2 separate regions of the Homo sapiens genome follow, and region 1 is linked to region 2. A link is an interaction called in ENCODE POLR2A ChIA-PET data of the cell type or tissue named here. Cell type or tissue: endothelial cell of umbilical vein. All regions are shown on one strand. Links, peaks and the distances in the headings refer to the core of each region. The heading gives the core; the rest is flanking DNA.

What was found. Peaks named below come from ENCODE experiments on the same cell type or tissue, not always from the same donor. Only the 100,000 strongest peaks of a DNase experiment are listed, where the experiment ranks them.
Region 1: POLR2A ChIA-PET joins it to region 2 with 11 read pairs; 2 of 35 experiments call an interaction of 5 or more read pairs at or near these places.

Annotation. Positions count from the first base shown.
Region 1 is chr2:67,383,999-67,395,966 of GRCh38, reverse strand. No RefSeq gene overlaps it. Among named protein-coding and RNA genes, the nearest start is that of ETAA1, 7.4 kb to the left of the region's middle. In endothelial cell of umbilical vein, for the core only: no CTCF peak of the experiment used is centred there; a DNase peak (open chromatin) is centred at 6,546; H3K27ac peaks cover 1,909 bases.
Region 2 is chr2:67,998,039-68,010,006 of GRCh38, reverse strand. No RefSeq gene overlaps it. Among named protein-coding and RNA genes, the nearest start is that of C1D, 59 kb to the left of the region's middle. In endothelial cell of umbilical vein, for the core only: no CTCF peak of the experiment used is centred there; no DNase peak of the experiment used is centred there.

The sequences.
Region 1 (11,968 bases), core at 2,209-10,208, 610 kb after region 2:
TTATGATGGTGTCAGGATAGACAAAGATGAAAGAAACAGGATAGCACAGAAACAGACTTCCATATAAATGAACACGATTTAAGACAAAGGTGACCCTTCTGAGCAATGGTAAAAGGACTTTTGAAATTAAATAGTGCTTGGTCTATTTGATGTTCATGTAGAAAAAGAAAGAAACATGACCTTTACCTCAAACTTTATCCCCAAATCAGGTGCATATATATTCATTATAAATTTAATTGTAGAAGATAAAATAACATTTTAGAAGGTATAAATTGTCTTCATGACAGAACGCATTTGAAATAAAACAAAGGTCACCAGGCATAATTATAAATGTGACTACACAAAATTGATAATTTGAGAACTTCTGTCCATTCAAAAACAACATTAAAGAGAAGGAAGGGCAAGGCACAAATTGGGAGAAAATATTTATAAGACATATTTAAGGGCCTATATATAGGTTATATGAAGAACTGATACAAATCACTAAGGAAATGATTGACTGTCAAAACCAAAAGTGGATGAGACCCTTGAGCAGGATCTTCACAAGAGAAAATATTATCAACAAACTTATGGAAAAATCAGATTCATTTTTAATCAGGAAAATGCAAATGAAAACCATATCAGAATGGCTAAAGTTAAAAAGACTGACAATATAGGTATTGAGGCAGTAAACCAATGGAAGCTGTCACGTACTGCTGGTGAGAGTATAATTTGGCACAACCACTTTGGAAACCAGTTTTTGATCTAGCAATCCCACTCTGAGGAATATTCTCTGTTTAAATGCATGGACTTGTTCATCAAGATACAGTTTATAAAAATGCTTTGGTGGGATGCAGTGGCTTATGCCTGTAATCCTAGCACTTTGAGAAGCCGAGGCAGGTGGACTGCTTGAGCCCAGGAGTTTGAGACCAGCCTGGGCAACATGGCGAAAACCCATCTCTACAAAAAATACAAAAAATTAGCTGGGCATTTTGGCGCATGGCTGTAGTCCCAGCTACTAGGAAGGAGAATCACTTGAGCCCAGAAGTTGACTTGCTGTGAGTCATGATTGTGCCACTGCATTCCAGCCTGGGCAACAGAAAAAAAAAAGAAAAAACAAAGAAGAAGAAAAATGCTTTTAGCAGTAAAATTCAATTCAAAATTACTTCATACTGTAAGTGGACCAAATGCTTTCCAACAGTAGAATGATAAATATATTGAACTATATTCACACAACAAAATAGCAATGAAAATGAAAACTACAACTCTGTGCGACAACATGGATAAATCTGACAAACATAAAGTTGAGCAAAAAAAAGCTAGACCTCCCAACCCTCCTCCATAATGTTAAATAAATCCCATATAAATTCCATCAGGCAAAGTTCTACTATATTGTATAGGGATGTAAGCTTTAGTGTTAAAATGATAAAGAAAAATCTAGGAATGATTACCATAAAGGTCAGGATAATAGTTACCTTCGGGAGGGGGAAGGGACAGTGATTAGAAGTGGACAGAGGGAGGAGAGAATTTCATGTATTTATTGGCTTTGTTTATTTTCATGTTCTAGTTGTTAATTACAAAAGTATTTGCTTTGTGGTAATCTACTGAGCTGTACATTTTGTTCATTTTCTACACACATGTTATATTTATCAATTAAAATGTTTAAAATGTTAATGTAAGGCAAAGATCTTAGTTCCTACTGAGGAGCTGATATATTTCTTCTATCTTGTAAACTATTCTGTTTTTACTCTTTAATTTTGCTGACAGAAATCCTAGAACTAAATTTGAGATTCAGGGCTAGCAGTTATATAAACCATATAAACCGTTGTGAATAGATAATTCCATTATTTTTCCTCAGTGTTTGACCTTCTACTAATACTTTTTCTTTCCATGATTGTTTTTTACCTACATGTATTTAAACCATTGTTTAGTTTTATTTATTTATAACCGGATAAGACTGGAATACAAGTGATATTACATCTTTTAAAATTCAAATTAATTACTTGAACCTTCACTTGTATAAATTAGCAGGAATATTACTATTTCTCTCAGAGATCTCTCCTACCTCTCAAATGACCAAAAATCCTAGAAGCATTAAAAAAAATGTAAAAAGAACTTAATTTACCAAATAAATATCCAACTCACATTTAGAAAGTAATTAAGGAAGTTTAAAGAATTTAGTGATGTTTATAAGAGAAATAACCATGTAGTAATCCTTTAAAGCATATTAATGCTGCAAATAAAATAACAGTGAATACTTTACCATAACTCCAAATTCTATAGTGCCCAAGTAACCATTGCTGAAATGAACAACTTGAGCCTAAAGTACAGACGTGTTGTCTTAACACACCTAGGATGGCTGTAACCTGTAATCATTATGGGGTAGGAAATTATAGTAAATTTTAACTTGAAAATTACTTACTTTACATAATCTGTTACATTTCTAAGTGTACTTCAAATTAAATTTACTTCCTGACTATAGCTCCTGAAATAAGTATAACACAATTAACTCCTTAATAAAATGTTTTTAATGTGAAACAAAAGTCTTACAGATGTTTGAATGCAATATGATTCATAGCTCAGCATTTCTAGGCATTTGAATAATTTATACATATAAGTAAGGTTTACTGCAACTAAAAACTGTAATAAACCAAAGTGAAACTCTTGCTTGTTTCACTTACAGGGATTATTTATAAACTTGACAATAATTATTAAGGCAAAAATTGTGACACTGAAGGTCTGAGTTACTAAGGAGCTTCTCTGCCAGTGATTGCCTCCTCACTTACATTACAACGATGGGTCAATGCTACTGATCAATGGCTAACTGTGAGCAGTCTTCCTTTCAAGAAAAAAAAATCCATAATTATGTGAATTATGTTTGTGTTTTATATACAGAGCTCCAGCTCCAAATCTGTGAGAGTGCATTTGGCAGAATCTGAACAAGCAACACAATGATTAGAGGGTTTTTGTTTTTTTGTTTGTTTTTAACAGTTTTGTTACAATGTTTCCACCCCAAAATGTACCTGGGTAAGTGCTGGGCCCATTTTTCCTTATTCCTGACATAGCTGCAATTGTATTAGCTAGAACCACCTATTATGCCTAGCTGCTCCATCAGGAGCCTCTGCTGCCTAGGTGACCATGTCTGGCCAGACGGGCCCAATCGGGTAAAAATGACTGGACTAGACATGGGCACCTGATTTTAGGAACCAGTCCATAGCCAGCTTCTCCACCTCTGACTGACACAAAAAGATGCATTGAGACAATCCTATTCTTTCTTGGAGATTTGAACTAAGAATTTGCTAGAGGGCCCTGTGCAAAACCATGGTGGGCAGAAACTACGAAGAAGCTTGCTCAAAGTGGAACTGAAGGAAGTAGCAGAATTATGCAGACTGGGGACCACTGGAATCAACATCTGTTGACTCTGGATACCTTGAAACCCAACCACCATTCAGCTTCAATGTCCGTAAGACCAGATTTTACTGTGATACCAGTCCTTTTTTCTTTCAATGTGAGCCTTTACAGTAAACTTCCTTTGTTAGGTAGGGGCTAGCTAATGCCAGTTGGTCTCTATTTCTTACATCTAAAAAGAAACCTGAACTAAAACATAGAACAAACACCAGAATTGGGTCAAGGGTTGTAGTCTTATTGTTTCTCAATTAAAAGAATATTATTTTTAAAAGTTCAAAATAGAATGAAACAAAATCCCATTTAAATATGGAGCTGGAAGTTAAAATATTTTAGTGACTCCTTTGGACCTGAGACAAATTATACTGGAGACTAGCTGTCATCTGAAATCACTTTTTCTTAAGTTTTTTTGGTTCAATTATTGCATAAAGACCTAACAGTTAGAGAAATAAGGAATGTATTTTTATTTCTCTGTAGCCCCATACTCCTGGGGATGACATTTCAACCTTTGCTCTATCAGTTTCTACGATTTTCTTACCCTCTGAACCTACCAATATACTTTTCTTACTAGGCTCCAGCTTTGAATCAATCATGCTATTTGTTTTCTCAGCTCCTGGGCTGTTATATTGTAAAGATTCTTTACTGCACTAGCATGAACCTATAGTCATCAGCTGAGCTTTCAATGGCACATGACAATGTCACTGAGCAGCTCATGCTTCTCTTCTCCAAAATAGAGATTCCAAATTTCTAACACTTTCTATAAATCCCCTTCCAGCTCAGATTGTTCCTTTTTTAAAAGTTATTTGTATCCTACTTCCTAGAAAAAAAATTGACCTATGAAATATAAAATCCCTCATTAAAATTATGAAGCAGATAAGGATGTCTGTCATATCTAATTTTGCTCAGGGTGGAATATAGCTAGCTTTAAAACCAGCCAACTGACCATGAATCAACTATAGTTGTAAGCCTTTCTTACAGGTAAAGGGGTCCACTTTACAAAGTTTTAAGCTAAAACCCATAAGCAGAAGTCCCGAGGTGGAGCTTCTGGAAAAAATCTTTCTTCCTGATTGAAACAAGGAACTGCAGAGGTCATGATGGGACTATGAGGCCTAAAGCCACACTCTCTAAGGGTAGTAGAACAGAAGAATTCAAGGAGCTGAGGTTCCCAAGGTATCATGCAACCACAGTACCTGGCCTGGGTGGCCTAGCTCTATGCCATCAATCCTTTACCCTTTGATATTCATCAATCCCTTACTTGTTTAAACCAATAATTCTCAAACTAGTAGCATTAGTATCACCTGGGAACTTGTTAGAAATCCATATTCTTGGGCCCCATACTGGGTAAGAAACAGTGTGGGTTTAGAAATCTGAGCTTTTATAAGCCCTCCAGGTGATTTTGACGCATTTTAATGTCTGAGAATCTCTAGTTTATGTCGCTGTCTTTTAAGTCTTCCTAAAGGCCAAATAAAAAATGTATTTTTATGCATATATGGGGCTAAAAAACTGGCTAGCTTTAAAAATGTAACATTTTAATTTTTAATATATTAACGGCTAATATAAAAAAGTAAAAAATTTGTATAACAAAATAAAATACTTATACCGTGGTATGGAAGAAAAGCAAGTTATGCATGTCGTATCTACTATTCATATGCACATGAGTATGTGCATATACTCCCAAACATTTCAAATGAAATATTCCAAATATTGACTATACATTATCTCTAGGTAGTGGGATTTAACTAATGCTTGTTTTGTTTTTTTTTCTTCCAAATTATCTACAATGAAGATGTATTGCTTTTAAAACCAGAAAAATATGCATAAAATATTATATATGAAGCATGCAAATGATAGATTTAAGAATAGACACTAGGTGAGACATAAGGATTTAATTACTAAGGATAAACTTAAGAGAAATTGTACTAAAAGCTCATAATGGGATAAATAAAGTTGCAATGTTTTTTGGCAATCGTTCTACAGTACCAAATATACTCCCTGGAATCTTCACTACGATCAAGATAATGAACCTATTCATCACCCCCAGAAGTTTCCTCGTGCCCCTTTGTATTACTTTTGTTTGTAATAGGTAAGTTGACATATTTACTTTTGATTCATGGCTGTGTTCGACAAGAAGCTTGCAAAATTACTCGGGATTTAATAATCAGCTCTTACAAGCTAGTATGAACTGGCTACAGCACACCACTGATTCTGTTACTGCTCATTCTCCTTTCTCTAGTTTAAGTAACTTCAGTTTCTTTGACAGTTCCTCATCTTACCTATGTTTTCCAGGCTTTCATCAATTTTAAACCTCTCAATTCAGTGGTTGAGCTCAGACCTGGACCTAGAGAGACCTATACTTTAGGTTATAGGCTTAAAAATGAAGCCTATAAATGCTTGGGGCAGTTTACAAGGGCTGAGAAATTGGAGGTTGCTGGGAAAAGCAGCTCTACTATAGAAAGGGTCCCTTTCTAAGTAAGTCACCCTTGGGAGTTCAGTCTGTGAATGTCAGTAGAAGGATGAAGGGAAGCAGGTTACCCAGTTCTGATGTGGGGCATACTATTGCACACTGCTTTCTGCAAGCAGCACTTAGTAGCACTAATTGAATCCAACCCCACTGATCATTTCAGATACCAACCCCCATCTGGCCTATATCTACTCAGGAATAATGGCTGTGGGTGTCATAGAGGTAATTTGAAAGACATTTTCCTCTACTGCTTTAAGTGAAACCTCAAGAATATTTTAAAAAACCCTCAGCAGTCCCAAAATGTCTTATTCAGGGTTAATAACTTTCTTTCCACTGGCCATAATGGAATTTAGTCCTCATTTATGTGTTCTTGCTTTTATGAATCCCAGAAAGATGGCCTGATTTTAAAGCTTGTCCTTGACTCTTCTTCAAGCAGCAGGATCCAGATCATTCACTCTGCCACCATAATTTTAACATAAAACACTCCTAAACTGTGTCTGAGACGATTACAAATTTCTTTATCTTGCAGTAAAAGTAAAATCTCAAAACTTTTACAATTCTTAATAGTATTTAGGTTACCCTAGCCAAGTGCAGGCCTAGGAATGCTAGGAATGTCCTAGATGCAAATAGTTTTTTGGTGAATGGTTATTTATGCAGAATATTCTGGCCCAAGCTGAAAATGGCTTTTGATTGTTTAGAAAGGAAATTACAGCATTTAAAACATATTAAAGTTTAAAATAACATTTTTGAGCAATTAGGATATAAAAGAATAGATGGGGAAGAAATTAGTTAAATTGCAAGACCCGTAAACAAAACTAACACTACTCATTTCAATTCAGTTCCCAGCCTAAGAAAATTTTCATTTCAGCAAGGCTTTTCCTGTCTTTTAGACTACTGGAAAAAATGGTTGGTTCATTTCACATGAAAGTAATGGACCCTGGCTTTGGTCTAGTATTAATAATGTAGATGACAGTGTGAGGCAACACTGGGTCTGGGGGTTATTCCATTGGCAAATATGTATGAAAAACACAGGAATATTTATTCTGCTGAACTATTTTTATAAGCCTGTTATGGCTTCTAAATCATCAAGAGGAAGGTTCCTTTACTTGCTACTCTTCACATTTCCAAACCCTCCCGGTCTTTGAATAGTTGTTGCTGTTCAAAGTGTAGGAGTATATGGAAGAGCAACATGGATATCACCTGGGAGCTCATTAGAAATGCAGAACTTAGGCCCCAGACCTGCTGAAGCAGGATCTGCATGGTAACAAGATCCCAGGCCATTCACAATCACAAGAAAGTCCCACAGGTGACCATCTGCAGAGACTGTCTCTAATAATTTTGGCCCGCAATGTTTAATGCCTCTTTTCTCTGAACTTTTACCTTACCTTCTGTCTGCTCTATATAATTTAGCAGTTGATTATATGATCTTATGTTTCTTAATAATTACTGGAGGTATGCAAATCTTATTTACAAGATTATGCAAGTCTCTGTTACGGAGGTTTGCAATCAATGCTCATTATTCCATTGTTTGTTAAAGCCCTATTCTATTCCTTTCTGCCTTATGTTCCAAAACATTTTGAGGTCAGGTTTAGGAAAAATTATAAAAAATTATCCTAATATTAATAAAAGTAAATACATGCTTTAGAAAGAAGCTGTTAATAAGAGTGGAAGACTGTAAATAACTTCATATATAGTTTTTGTTTTCTTATGAATGCCAAGACATGAAAGTAAACTGTGCTCTTGGCAAATGGTTTAGAATATAACCAATCCTTGATTTTTCATTAAAATCATATCTGTAGCCTGTAATCCCAGCACTTTGGGATGTTGAGGCAGGAAGATTGCTTGAGACCAGAAGTCAGAGACCAGCCTGGGCAACATAGTGAGATGCGTCTCTACCAAAAAAAGTAAAAAAAAAAAAAAAAAAAAATTAGCTGGATATGGTAGTGCATGCCTGTAGTCCTACCTACTCAGGAGGCTAAGGCGGGAGGATCCCTTGAGCCCAGGAGTTCAAGGTTGCAGTGAGCTCTAATTATGCCATTATGCTGTAGCCTACAGCCTGGGCAACAGAGCAAGACCCTGAATCAAAAAAGAAGAGAGAGAGAGAGAGAGAGAGAGAGAGAGAAAAGAAAGAAAGAGAAAGGAAAAAGGAAAGAAAGAAAGAAAGAAAGGCTTAGTACGAGTACATCAATAGCAAAAGAATTAGAGGTACTATGGCACAGTAGTTAATTTAACATTTTTTATGGCAATATCTACTTTGTGAATTGACCATAATATTATTTAATCTCTATGAGCTTGTAAGATCTCAATTTAATATCATTACAAGCCATCCCTTGTGTTTAAAGTACATCTCCATTAGAATTAGTTCCCAGATTGTATTAATGCTTAAAGAATTAAAATAACTATTAGCAAGAGAGGAATGAAAAATCTAGGAAAACGAACAACATAACACGTATATTGTACACACACACATACACACACACACACCCACACATACACACACAGGCTGACCTGTTGACTGCTCCAGGCAATGTTGGAATAGGAAATAAGTTTTCTGTTGAGGTTAATATTTTTGTGGATTTTTTTAACCATTGTAAGAAAACCTGTAATAAATTTAAGAGTAGAAAAAAATAGTTTTGCTGTTAGGAAAGATAAAAGAAAGTTATCATATATTATGTTCTGTAGATTGTTTCTTTCGGTGGTATCAAAAGAATTGGCCCATGTTTGAAGATCTGAATTTAATTAAGTCTACACAGAATATAGTTTAAAGGTGTGAAGACTTTGCTATTAATATGATAAATACTTTTTCTTAAGACATTGTTTATCTACAGAAAGACTACCATATTCAAGATTTAAAGGTAGATTGTTTTTGTTCACATCATTTTGATCTTAGGTTTTGCTGGAAACATTCACAAGAAGGGGGCCTTTAATTTATGTATGCTTTAAGAATACTTAATAGCTAATCTACAAATTAAAAAAAAAAATACCTGGCTAGGCACGGTGGCTCACGCCTGTAATCCCAGCACTTTGGGAGGCCGAGGTGGGCAGATCACGAGGTCAGGAGATCGAGACCATCCGGGCTAACATGCAGAAGCCCTGTCTCTACTAAAAACTCAAAAAATTAGCCGGGCGTGGTGGCACATGCCTCTAGTCCCAGCTACTCGGGAGGCTGAGGCAGGAGAATCCCTTGAATCCCGGAGGTGGAGGTTGCAGTGAGCCGAGATTATGCCACTGTACTCCATCCTGGGCAACAGAGCGAGACTGTGTCTCAAAAAAAAAAAAAAAAAAAAATTCCTTTTTTGTTTTTCCACAAAAATTTTTTCTGTGTTTTCCTTGAAGTTTTTCCAAGGAAAAACTTTGGAAACCATGTCCTGCCTTGAATTACTTTTAATAATCTCAAGACAGCATGGATTGGCTTGCAAAGACTAATAGTTGACTTCATGTTCCAGAAGCATCAGAGAATGCTGATCATGTTGAGAGCTGGCCCCTTTGCAGGCATCTACTGGGTTTCCTGGAAGTAAAAACTTGTAATTTTCAAGTATGGCATGGGGATAGTTGCTCTGAAATGCATTCCAGAACTGTCAAGATTAGGTCTTCATGAGAAGTCAGGTTTGGAGAAGTCATTCATTCAAGATGATGTTTAGGTAGTAGAAATCAGTGAAGGTGATTGCAGAGGTCAAAGGGCATGACCCTACATTCTAATGACAGGAATTGTGTTTGGAAAATTTCAGTTTTCTTCTTAATGTGTCCACTTGAATGCATGCAAGCTCTGTGGAGATAAGCAGAGTCTATGGTAGTTTTGTCCTGTGGCTATCTTGGGCCCACTAGAATCATAGCAGATATGACAGAGGCACAGCTTGCCTCAGTTTCTGCTTACACACAGAACAGCTTCTTCTACATATAAAGCCACATATAATTTAACACCTAAACTAGGACACTTGTGACAGTGAAAAGAGATGCTATTGACAATTTCAGCTGGAAAACAGGTGGATACCATTTGGCTAATGGATCAATGAGAAATGTTGAAGAATGAATGAACCAGCATCTGTGTGTTTTATTAATGGGTTTTCAAAGACCCTGGGTCTTCAGACCTAAGAAGAAGGTGGTATAGCAAAGCACTGGCTTTGGGGGTACACAGCCAGTTGAAATCCTACTTTAACATTTACTGTTTGTGTGATCTTGGGCATATTTGCTAATTACTTTGTGTCTCTCTGTTTTCTTGTTATAAATGGGAATAATAATTCTCACCACACCGGGTTGTTTTAAGAATTAAAGAAATGATGTATATATAGCATTTGGTGTGGTGCCTGGCACAGAGTAAACATTTGGCAAATAATCATTATTATTCTTAATTATTGTCCCTACTTGACCAGAACCTTGTTCTAGGTATAAGAATAATGCTACAGCACAGTCAAGGTGGAGAAGAGCCATTTTGGCCTCTTGGTCGAAGCATCCATTGTAACAAAACAACTCAGCCTGATGTCCCATGATCATGAAAGGAGCTCATGGTAGGACTGAATGAACACGGTGTCTTACAAATATTTAGGCTGAATCATGAGGACCAGGGCCCAAGCCTTTAGTATAGGCCTACTGCTTGAATAGGAAGGCCTTATACAACCAAAATGACCTAGATTTCCAGCACATCTTCCTGATGCTCTGCAATATTTATCTTTTTCTTGGAAGAGCTCATTAGCAAGATGGAAGGTGTTCAGGTTACTCACGAATGTACATATTATAGACTTCTCTTTATGAGTATATGTGTTAGTTTATTTTTGCATTGCTACAAATACCCGAGGCTTGGTAATTTATAAAGAAAAGAGGTTTAATTAGCTCACAGTTCTGTAGGCTGTATAGGAAGCATGGTGCTGGCATCTGCTCAGCTTCTGGTAGGGCCATAGGGAGGTTTTACTCATGGCAGAAGGCCAAGGGGGAAAAAGGCATGGTGAGAGAGGGAGCAAGAGAGAGAGAAGGGGGAGGTCCCAGACTCTCTGAACAACTAGGTCTATTGTGAACTGAGTGAGAACTCACTCATCACCAAGGAGATGGTGCTAAGCCATTCATGAGGGATCTGCCCCCATCATCCAATACTTCCCACCAGGCCCCACCTCCAACATTGAGGATCACATTTCAACATGAGATTTGAAAGGGACACACCTCCAAATCCTATCAGTATATGAATAATGTTGAAATATACTTTTCTGGGGGAATATAGGGGAAGTAGGGCCAGTGGTTTGCTCATAAAAAAATTTCAAAAATTGTGAAAGCCATCATTAAAAATTAATTTATATATAAACCTGTACTAAATAAAAGATCTTAAAAACAAAGTTTATAAATACTCAAAACTCATTACTTCATAATTATTTTACTACATTTTACTAATATCTATGCTTTTAAGTTTGTGTCTGTTGTGTCTGTATGGGAGAAATATTCTACGGTGGTCTGCTGTTGTCATTATATATCTTTTCTCAGTTCAGTGTATTCAGTGATGTCACCCTGGTAGCTTGAAATTAGCCATGATGGGAATAGTTACACCATGGAAACTGGTGAGCACTACAAATAAAGGCTTGATTTATTGTTTTTTGATTGTTGATTGCCTCGACCTTAGACAGTTATACAGGAAATGCACATTAAACTTAAATGTATGCCTTGACTGTAACCAGCACGGTGTGAATGGACCAAAAAATGAGGAAATATTCTTCAAGTATTCAAAAACAATTCTCTGATAGAGCAAAGAAGTCACTTCATCATTGAGAAACTACTGAAGTTCCTATATTTATCTTCATTGTTTCACTTTCTTGTTAACATAAAAAAATGTGTTAACCAAGATTTATGTCAGAACTATACTGTGGCTCATCAATTGCAGCCATAGGTTGGCTGTGAATGCAACAGTTTAGTAAAAACAAAAACATTCTGTGAGATTCAATTAGCTATATATAATTTACAGTAACAAATATTGTATATATTATTATTTGCAAATTGTATGCCAAGAATCCTTCATATTAGTCACAATTTATAATAATTGTATGTATATGTCCATCTATCTATGCCTATATTGTTTTTTTTTTAAATTATTATTATACTTTAAGTTTTAGGGTACATGTGCACAATGTGCAGGTTAGTTACATA
Region 2 (11,968 bases), core at 1,499-9,498:
GGCATGTGCCTATAGTCCCAGCTACTCAGGAGGCTGAGGCAGGAGAATCGCTTGAACCCGGGAGGTGGCGGTGGCAGTGAGCTGAGATCGCGCCACTGCACTCCAGCCTGGGCGATAAATCGAGACTCTGTTTCAAAAAAAAAAAAAAAAAAAAAAAAAAGAAAAGAAAAAAATCACTTTATCACTTTGGCTTATGTGGTTTTTAGCTTCTGTCCACAGAATTATACAAGTTCATCAGCAGAGTTCATGCTTCTCAGGAATGAAAGTCATGGTCTTTGTACAGGAAACATGGGGAGACTTTGTGGGTAATATTCTAAGCTCTGATTTTGTAAGATTAACATTACAGTTCTTTAAGTGCACCATCCATTCATGATCTAGAAAGGCTGATTGCGTTTATGATGAAGTCATTTCTGTAGCTGGTGAACATTGCCCAGATACTTTGCTTTATAGCAGTCTAAATTGTGAAGGGATGGAACTTGGACAATTTGGAAGAATAGTTAGTTGGCACATTCATCAGATTATTTTAAAATATTAATCGAGTATTTTGAGGGAGCATTTGGCAGAATGGAAGTGTGGTTTATTCATTACTAAATTCCCCAGTAAGTATCAAGTGAGAGCCATATGCTTTGCAATCAGATATGTGGGGGCAGAACCATCATTTGATTGTGAAAGCCTCATCTGGAAGAAGGTCCAAGTCCAGAGGGCAGGCCTGAAAAGCAGGGAGTCTATAGGTGGAGGCTGTAGAGCCAGGCTTCAGGTTTTAAAGAGTTTAGAGTCTTTGGACCAAAACTCTATTTAGCAAAGAGGAAATGACTTTTTCCCCAAAACTTGTAGGATATATGCCAACTACTCTGTGACTACCATAACATTTCTGGAAATGAAAGTCAGGGTGATTCCTGTGAAACATATATTCTTAAGAACTATATCTTTTTTATTTTTAAGTTCTGGGGTACATGTGCAGGATGTGGAGGTTTGTTACATAGGTAAATATGTGTCATGGTGGTTTGCTGCACCTACCAACCCATCACCTAGATGTTAAGCCCAGCATGCATCAGCTATTTTTCCTAACGCTCTCCCTCTCTCCACTCCACTCCCCTAAGATATAGGCCCCAGGAGAACTATATCTTAATAAGGTAACTCCAAATAACTAAATAAATTGATCTAGGAAGTGGAGTATTTTATGACCACTACCAGAAAAAACAAAACAAAACAAAATCCAAAAAATCCCAGAAAACCACACCTAGTTGTAATTGGTGCTGAATGACTCCTTTGGGCAGTAATAAGCCAGTGAGCCCAACTGCTGCTTATGACCTCTTGTAGGCTAAGTAACATCTCTGGGCCAGCCTTTCCCTTAGTATATTTTGCAGGTAACAGAAACCCAGTTAAAGTTAAACATTAGTGGCATCACATCAACAAGTAGGAATTTGTTATAAAGATTCAGAGAAGGAAAAGAACATGAAAGAAGTTGCATGATGTTTGCAGTTGACAGACTGGTCTCTTTTTGGGCCTCCCCAAAATTGTTTAGAGGCTCTGTGTGTGTGTGTGTGTGTGTGTGTGTGTGTGTGTGCATGTGCATATCTGTCTTGAGAAGTTGGTTTTACAGGAGTGGAGGTTTAGACTATTGGGCATTAAAAATTAATGTGAAAAAAGGTTAAAAATAAAATATGTGATGTCAGGTAAGGACTAAACTTCCTGGTTATGTTTTATATGAATTCACAGACATCAGACTTTGGAAAATGAGGTCTCACTAAATGGACTGGGTAGCTTTGATTGCACCAATGTTGACTGAAATCAGTTAATTTCCCTGTAACAGCTTTGTCTCTGCTTGAATTACTTTGCTAGTGGTTTTTTTTTTTTTTAATTGACACTTGCAGTAATGCTTATTTTATTTTATTTTATTTTATTTTAGATGGAGTCTCACTCTGTCGCCCAGGCTGGAGTGCAGTGGCGCAATCTTGGCTCACCACAACCTTCGCTTCCCGGGTTCAAGCGATTCTCCTGCCTCAGCCTCCTGAGTAGCTGGGACTACAGGTGCGCACCACTGCACCCAGTTAATTTTTGTGTTTTTTTAAGAGACGGGGTTTTACCATGTTGGTCAGGCTGGTCTCGAACTCCTGACCTCGTGATCTGCCCACCTCAGCCTCCCAAAGTGCTGGGATTACAGGTGTGAGCCACTGTGCCTGGCATAGTAATACTTTTTAATAAGTGTTCAAAATTTTCAAATTTTCTGGAGAGGGGATCTAAAACCAAGCATGAAGGGCCCCTGACTTTGTTTCCTGTTGCCAGGAGCGTGTATGCAGCCACCAGGAATATGACTGAGAAGACCCTCCCCCACTGCCCCCACACACCATTTGAAGCTTCATGGCACATGAGTGTCAGATCTATAGTGACCGTGCTTCCAACACCATGTGGTGGGTAACCTCTATTTCAAGTTGGATGAAATATGATTCTGAACTTGTTTGTTCTTAGTTTTGTATTAGGCAGCTTAACTGATATTAAGAGCAACACTTCATCCTATCTTTTAATTTTGCTTTTTACATTTCCCTCTGGTATTTTTAGTCATGAATGTTTTATTCTTGACATTAATGTAATAAATGAAATTGTAAATGTTCAAACATGAGAGAAATACAATTTATCAAATGAATGTGCCCCGAAATCCCATTGTAGCAGATGCTGTTGGTATCCCCATCTGTAGACACTCACACTTATCAGTTGCATTTACACCAGTCTGACTTTCAACCACCCACACCTGAGATGCTTTGCCTGCAGGCTTTCTTGGAGACCTCCCCACTGCCTGTGTTTGGGCCAGCTGGAAGTGCTGGGGAATTAATATCCCTTGGGGTCAGCCCTCAATGAATGATTGATGGGATGTGTGAGTACATACCTCAGCTTCCTTGAGTCTCGTTTGGGATAACTGAAGATAATGTTCTATATTCTCTCCTGGCATTCCCTAGTAGGATAAAGCTTCAGTTGCCTGCAGTATTGACTTGCTTGATAACATACCCTCTAATGCCTTCCTTTCCTTCCTGGTCTCACTTTTCCACTCTCCCGCTGAGGTTTCTTTTTTCTTTTTTTTCTTCAGGATACATGTGCAGAATGTGCAGGTTTGTTACATAGGTGTACGTGTGCCATGGTGGTTTGCTGCCCCTACTGACCCGTCCTCTAAGTTCCCTCCCCTCGCCCCTAACCCCTCAACAGGCCCTGGTGTGTGTTGTTCCCCTCCCTGTGTCCATGTGTTCTCAATGTTCAACTCCCACTTCTGAGTGAGAACATGCAGTGTTTGGTTTTCTGTTTCTGTGTTAGTTCGCTGAGGATGATTTCTTCCAGCTTTATGATCTCATTCCTTTTTATGGCTGGTAGTATTCCATGGTGTATATGTGCCACATTTTATTTATCCAGTCTATCATTGATGGGTATTTGGGTTGGTTCCATGACTTTGCTGTTGTAAATAGTGCTGCAATAAACATATGTGTGCATGTGTCTTCATAATAGAATGATTTATAATCCTTTGGGTATATACCCAGTAATGGGATTACTGGGTCAAATGGTATTTCTGGTTCTAGATCCTTGAGAAATTGCCATGCTGTCTTCCAAAATGGTTGAACTAATTTATATTCCTGCCAACAGTGTGAAAGCTTTCCTATTTCTCCACAGCGTTGCCAGCATCTATTGTTTCTTGACTTTTTAATAGTTGCCATTCTGACTGGCGTGAGATGGTACATCATTGCGGTTTTGATTTGCATTTCTCTAATGATCAGTGATGTTGAGCTTGTTTTCATATGTTTGTTGGCCATGTAAATGTCTTCTTTTGGGAAGTGTCTGCACATGTTTTTTGCTCACTTTTTGATGGGGTTGTTTGTGTTTTTCTTGTAAATTTGTTTAAGTTCCTTGTAAATTCTGGATATTAGACCTTTGTTGGATGGGTAGATTGCAAAAATGTTCTCCTATTCTGTAGGTTGCCTGTTCACTCTGATGATAGTTTCTTTTTTTATACAGAAGGTTTTTAGTTTAATTAGATCCCATTTGTCAAATTCTGGCTTTTGTAGCAATTGCTTTTGTTGTTTTTGTCATGAAGTCTTTGCCCATGCCTATGTCCTGAATGGTATTGCCTAGGTTTTCTTCTAGGGATTTAATGGTTTTGGGATTTACATTTAAGTTTTTAATCTATCTCAAGTTAATTTTTGTATAAAGTGTAAGGAAGGGGTCCAGTTTCAGCTTTCTGCATATGGCTAGCCAGTTATCCCAGCACCATTTATTGAATAGGAGATCCTGTTGCCATTGCTTGTTTTTGTCAGTTTTGTTGACAATCAGGTGGCTGTAGTAGATGTGTGGTGTTATTTCTGAGGTCTCTGTTCTGTCCTATTGGTCTATATGTCTGTTTTGGTACCAGTACCATGCTGTTTTGGTTACTGTAGTCTTGTAGTATAGTTTGAAGTCAGGTAGCATGTTGCCTCCAGCTTTGTTCTTTTTGCTTAGGATTGTCTTGGCTCTACAGGGTCTTCTTTGATTTCATATAAAATTTAAAGTGTTTTTTTTTTCTAATTCTGTGAAGAATGTCAATGGTAGTTTGATGGGAATAGCATTGAATCTATAAATTACCTTGGTCAGTGTGGCCATTTTCACGATATTGATTCTTCCTGTCCATGAGGATGGAAAGTTTATCCATTTGTTTGTGTCCTCTCTTATTTCCTTGAGCAGTGGTTGGTAGTTCTCCTTGAAGAGGTTCTTCACATCCCTTGTTAGCTGTATTCCTAGGTATTTTATTGCTTTTTGTAGCAATTGCGAATGGGAGTTCATTCATAATTTGGCTGTCTGCTTATCTATTGTTGGTATATAGGAATGCTTGTGATTTTTGCACATTGATTTTGTATCCTGAGATTTTGCTGAAGTTGCTTATCAGTTTAAGGAGTTTTTGGGCTGAGATGATGGTATTTTTTCAAAATATAGAATCATGTCATCTGCAAAGAGAGACAATTTGACCTCCTCTCTTCGTATTTGAATATGCTTTATTGCTTTCTCTTGCCTGATTGCCCTGGCCAGAACTTCCAACACTATGTTGAATAGGAGTGGTGAAAGAGGGCATCCTTGTCTTGTACTGGTTTTCAAAGGGAATGCTTCTAGTTTTTACCCATTCAATATGATATTGGCTGTGGGTTTGTCATAAATAGCTCTTATTATTTTGAGATATGTTCCATTAATACCTAGTTTATTGAGTTTTTGTTTTAACATGAACGGCTGTTGAATTTTATCAAAGGCCTTTTCTGCATCTATTGAGATAATCATGTCTTTGGTTCTGTTTATATGATGAATTACATGTATTGATTTGTGTATATTGAACCAGCCTTGCATCCCAGGAAAGAAGCCGACTTCATCGTGGTGGGTAAGTTTTTTGATGTGCTGCTGGGTTCAGTTTGCCAGTGTTTCATTGAGGATTTTAACATTGATGTTCATCAGGGATATTGGCCACAAGTTTCCCTTTTTTGTTGTGTCTCTGCCCAGTTTTGGTGTCAGGATGATGCTGGCTTCATAAAATGAGTTAGGGAGGAGTCCCTCCTTTTCAATTGTTTGGAATAGTTTTGGAAGGAATGGTACCAGCTCTCCTTGTACCTCTGGTAGAATTCGGCTGTGAATCTGTCTGGTCCTGGGCTTTTTTTAGTTGGTAGGCTATTAATTACTGCCTCAATTTCAGAACTCATTATTGGTCTATTCAGGGATTTGACCTCTTCCTGGTTTAGTCTTGGGGGGGTGTATGTGTCCAGGAATTTATCCATTTCTTCTAGATTTTCTAGTTTATTTGCATAGAGGTGTTTATAGTATTCTCTGATGGTAGTTTGTATTTCTGTGGGGTCAGTGGTGATATCCTTTTTATCATCTTTTATTGTGTCTATTTGATTCTTCTCTCTTTTCTTCTTATTAATCTAGCTAGTGGTCCATCTATTTTGTTAATCTTTTCAAAAAACCAGCTCCTGGATTCACTGATTTTTTTTGGAGGGTTTTTTTCTTGTCTCTATCTCTTTTGATTCTGCTCTGATCTTAGTTATTTCTTGTCTTCTGCTAGCTTTTGGATTAGTTTGCTCTCGCCTTTCTAGCTCTTCTAATTGTGATATTAGGGTGTTGACTTGAGATCTTTTTAGCTTTCTGTTATGGGTATTTAGTGGTATAAGTTCCCCTCTTACACCACTAAAGCAGTACTTTAGCTGTGTCCCAGAGATTCTGATACGTTGACTCTTTGTTCCTTTTTTTTTTTTTTTTTTTTTTTTTAGATGGAGTCTCACTGTATTGCCAGGCTGGAGTGCAGTGGCATGATCTTGGCTCACTGCAATCTCTGCCTCCCAGGTCCAAGTGATTCCCCTGCCTCAGCCTCCTGAGTAGCTGGGACTACAGGCACGCATCACCATGCCTGGCTAATTTTTTTTGTGTTTTGGTAGAGATGGGGGTTTCACCATGTTGACCAGGATGGTCTCGATTCCCTGACCCTGTAATCTGCCTGCCTTAGCCCCCAAAAGCGCCACTTTGGACGTGAGCCACTCACAGGTGTGAGCCACTGTGCCCCATGACTCTTTGTTTTTATTGGTTTCAAAGAACTTGATTCTGCCTTAATTTCATTATTTCCCCAGGAGTCATTCAGGAGCAGGTTGTTCGAATTCCATGTAATTGTATGGTTTTGAGTGAGTTTCTTAATCCTGAGTTCTAATTTGATTGCATTGTGGTCTGAGAGACTGTTTCTTATTATTTCATTTCTTTTGCATTTGCTGAGGAGTGTTTACTTCTGATTATGTGGTCAATTTTAGAATAAGTGCCATGTGGCACTGAGAGGAATGTATATTCTGTTGATTTAGGGTGGAGAGTTCCATAGATGTCTATTAGGTCCACTTGATCCAGAGCTGAGTTCAAGTCCTGAATATCTGTTAATTTTCTGCCTTACTGATCTGTCAGTTGATTGACAGTGGCATTTTAAAGTCTCCCACTATTATTGTGTGGGAGTCTAAGTCTCTTTGTAGGTCTCTAAGAACTTGTTTTATGAATCTGGGTGCTCCTATATTGGGTGCATACATATTTAGAATAGTTAGCTCTTCTTGTTGAATTGTTCTCTTTACAATTATGTAATCCCTTTCTTTGTGGTTTTTTTTGGTCTTTGTTTGTTTAAAGTCTGTTTTGTCAGAGACTAGGATTGTAACCCGTGCTTTTTTTTTGCTTTCCTTTTGCTTGGTAAATTTTCCTCCCTTCCTTTATTTTGAGCCTATGTATGTCTTTGCACGTGAGATGGGTCTCCTGAATACAGCATACCCATGGGTCTTGACTGTTTATCCAATTTGCCAGTCTGTGTCTTTTAAATGGGGGCATTTAGCCCATTTACATTTAAGGTTAGTATTGTTATGTGTAAAGTTTGTCCTGTCATCATGATGCTAGTTGGTTATTTCGCACACTAGTTGATGCAGTTTCTTTATAGTGTCATTGGTCTTTACATTTTGGTGTGTTTTGCAGTGACTGGTGCTGGTTTTTCCTTTCCATATTTAGTGCTTCTTTCAGGAACTCTTGCAAGGCAGGCCTGGTGGTAACAAAATCCCTCAGCATTTGCTTGTCTGGAAAGGATTTTATTTCTCCTTTGCCTATGAAACTTAGTTTGGCTGGATATGAATTCTGGGTTGAAAATTCTTTTCTTTAAGAATATTGAATATTGGCACCCAATCTCTTCTGGCTTATAGAGTTTCTGCTGAGAGGTCTGCTATTAGTCTGATGGGCTTCCCTTTGTAGGTGACCTGGCCTTTCTCTCCGGCTGCCCTTAACTTTGTTTCGTTCATTTTGACCTTGGAGAATCTGATGATTATGTGTTTTTGGGTTGATCTTCTCATCGAGTATCCTAGTGGTGTTCTGTGTATTTCCTGAATTTACATGTTGGCCTGTCTTGCTAGGTTGGGGAAGTTCTCCTGGATAATATCCTGAAGTGTGTTTTCCAGCTTGTTTCCATTCTTCCTGTCTCCTTCAGGTACTCCAATCAATCATAGGCTTGGTTTTTTATGAAGTCCCATATTTCTTGGAGTCTTTATTCATTCCTTTTCATTCTTTTTTCTCTAGTCTTGTCTTCATGCCTTATTTCAGCAAGGTTGTCTTCAAACTCTGATATCCCTTCTTCAGCTTGGTTGATTCAGCTACTGATACTTGTGTATGCTTCATGAAGTTCTCCTGCTGTGTTTTTCAGCTCCATCAGGTCATTTATTTTCCTCTCTAAACTGGCTATTCTAGTTAGCAGCTCCTCTAACCTTTTATCAAGGTTCTTAGCTTGTTTGCACTGGGTTAGAACATGATCCTTTAGCTCGGTGTAGTTTTTTTTTTTTTTACCCATCTTCTGAAGCCTACTCCCATCAATTCATCCATCTCATCCTCTGCCCAGTTCTGCGGCCTTACTGGAGAAACACTATGATCATTTGGAGGAGAAAAGGCACTCTGGTCTTTTGGGTTTTCAGCATTTTTTGTTGATTCTTTCTCATCTTTGTGAGTTTGTCTACTTTTGATATTTCAGACTGCTGACCCTTGGATGGGGTTTTTGTGGGGGCTTTTTTTGTTGTTGTTGATGCTGTTGTTGTTGCTTTCTGTTTGTTTGTTTTTCTTTCCATGGTTTGTTTCTTTCTTTCAAAGCCCTCTTCTGTACAGCTGCTGTGGTTTGCTGGGGGTTTGCTTCAGGCCCTGTTCATCTGGTTCACTCCTGCACCTGGAGATATCATGCAAGGAGGCTGGAGAACAGCAATAATGGGTGCTTGCTCCTTCTTCTGGGATTTCTGACCTTGAGGGGCACCATACTGATGTCAGTAGGATCGCTCCTGTGTAGGTTGTCTGACAACCCCTGTTGGAGGGCCCCACCCACTTGGATGGGATGGGGAACAGGACCTATTTAACGAAGTACTTTGACTGTCCATTGGTGGAGGGGGTGTGCTTTGCTTGGGGGAAACCCACTCATCTGGGCTGCCGGATTCCTCCGAAATACCAAGAGAAAGGCTAAGTCTGCTGGTCTACAGAGACTGCAGCCACCCTTCTCCTTAGGGGCTCAAGCCCAGGGAGATCTGGGTTCTGTCCCTGAACCTCTGGCTGGAGTTATTGGAGTTCCTGCAGGGAAGCCCTATCCAGTGAGGAAGGATGAGTCAGGGTCAAGCCTGAAGAGGCGCTCTGGCCACAGTCTGCCACAGCTGGTGTGTTGGGCGGTGGGGGACATGTCTTAGGACCAAGCCGTATAGCCTCCCTGGCTCCAGCAGGGGAAAAGTGTGGCCTGGAGCTATAGAAATGGGTGCTGTCCTTCCCTTGCCCAGGGAGCTTAGCGTGTTAGGCAGTTGTGAGTCCCAATGCTGGCTGCTGCTCCTCCCACGAGGAGCTCAAATGGCTTAGACAGCAGGCAGCCACAGCTGTGGTGCTGGTCGCCCCTCTTCCCAGGAGCTTGGTAGGCTTAAGCAGATTCCAGCTGAGAGGCTGTTGAGAATCTGTGCAGCTCTGGGGTTGGGACACTAGGTCCCAGTGGCATTGGTTCATGAGTAGGATCTTCCAATCCGTGGGTTTTATGAAGCTATTTGACTGTCATAGGAAGTGAGCTACTGCATCCTCTGCTTTAGTGTTTATGTTAGTGGTTCTCAAAGCGTAGTTCCAAAACCAGTGGCAACACCATCCCCTTGAAACTTGTTAGAAATGCAAATTCTTGGGACCCAGCCCAGACCTACTGAATCAGAAACTCTGGAGATAGGGCCCAGCAACCTGGGGTGTAACAAACCCTTCAGTGATTCTGGTTTATGTTCAAGTTTGAGAACAACTGGTCCGTGTTCTGGTGGAAAAGACAAAGTGAGAATGCCTCCATCTCCAGTCACAGGCTCCTGGTTGCCAAGGATGCCCTGATACTAGTTCCTAAAGGAAGACTGCTCCTTTCTGTAACTCAGACCTCTTTGTAGCACTTGGGACATAGATACTGGGAGGGAGCGTTCTTGTGATCAGGGAGCAAAGACTGGCTACCTTCAAGTAAAAGGCAACAAACTCTTTTGTTGGAAATATCATTGAAACCACCTGCCCAAACATGGCTCCGATGGGGTGAACAGTGATACTGACCTGTAGACATGCTTCCTCTGCCCACTCCCTAAAACAAATTAGAACAAGAAAAACAGCCACCTTCAATGTGTTCCAAGGATAGGCCAGGCACTATGCTACATAAGCTCTCTCTAAGCCCCAGTATAATGGTATTTGGAGGTGGGGTCTTTGGGAAGTGAATGGGTTTAGATGGGGTTATAAGGGTGGCACCCTGTGATGGGATTGATGATTTTTTAAGAAGTGGCAGAGACGAGAGCTGTGTGCCATGTGAGGACACAGTCAGAGAACGCAGCCATCCGTAAGCCAGTAAGAGGGCCCTCACCAGAACCCACATTGCTGGGAACTGACCTCAGACTTCCAGACTCCAGAACTGTGAGAAATAAGTTTCTGTTGCCTAAGCCTCCCAGTCTGTTGTATTTGTTACAGCAGCCTGAGCTGACTAATACAGTACAATTATTATCCCATTTTATCAGTGAGAAAATAGGTTCAAAAAGACCAATGAGAAAATAGATTCAAAAAGACCAAGAGCCAACTGTGTGAAGAGACCAAGGAACTTGTCCTGCTTCACCAAACTAGTGAGCATCAGAGTAGATTTGGTTATGGCCTGGGTGCCTTGTCAACCTGAAGGCCCTAGATTTCCTGGTTGGCTGAGGGTTTAAATTTCTCCCTTTATTTGGAAACTTAGTAGGGTGGACCTCTTACTCAAGGGACTTGGCCTTTGAGCCTTCCTCAATGATCCAGGTTTCAAATTTTCTGGATGTCACCTCCTGACTCCACAAAGTCCAATTTTAAAGGAGTCATATTATCCTGCTCAGTTCAGGGGTGCTCTGAAGCTCTTGCACAGCTCTCAGTTTCCTCCTTCTCTTGTTAGAGCTTGTGCCAGTCCCATGAACCCACCCTTTCTCCAGGAATTCCTCAGGCACCACATCACAGACCCTCTGCTCTAGGAAGGTAGCTCTCCCTCACCTTTCAAGACTGTTCTGTCTCATCTTGAGGCTGCTTTTATTCCCTCTAATCAGATGGAAGCCACCTGGTCTGTCCCTTAAATGCCGATTGCCATTGCTTTGCATGTGTGAGTTTTGCTTATCCTGTGCTGTGGTGAACCCCTATTCACCCCAGTAGGGAAGGCGCCAAGTTCAAGAGGTCAAAGAAGAGACCCTGAGCCAGCAAACAAGACGTGGACTTTTATTAAGGGCTTACAAACAGGGGAGAGAGTTCAGCGGCAGCAGGCTAGGCATGAGAACCACAACCACCTGCAAACAGCATGCAGTCTATATAGCATTTTCACCTAAAACCCTCCTCCTAACGACCTCCACCTGGCAACCTTCATTTACCCCAAAACTCAGGGCCTCAATCCCCTGAATGGTCCATCTTCCACGGGAGAGACCAGGGGCTCAGATCTTTATCATAGATAAAGAATGAATCTCCCGCTTGTCTACTCCTGGATCTCCTAGCTCAGAACACACATTCAGGTGCATCTGCCATACAGGGTCATTCTTAGGATATGCTTAAATTATTGCTCTCAGGTGTGTTTACCCTGTGCCCTGCTTCTCTGATGAGCTTAGCTCCTTTAAAAGCAAAAGAAACACTGGAACCTCTGTGTGTTGCTACTTGGTGAGTCTAAAGCAGAATCCTGAAGAGACAGGCCCAATTGGACAGCTTTGTCAACTGAGGAAAATTGGATGTGCGTATGTGTGTTGGGGGGCAGTTGGCGATGTTTGCTATAAAATAGCAGAGTGCTGCTATTTTGGATATATCTGTGTTTGCATTGACATTTCATGTTTGTGAAACCTCACAGCTTGATGTGTTAATCCACTACAATCATGGAGGGAGTGAAATGAAAACACTCAGAAGATTGGCAGACAGGAGAGCCAACTGTGTGAAAGGTACCAGAAAATTCTGCTTG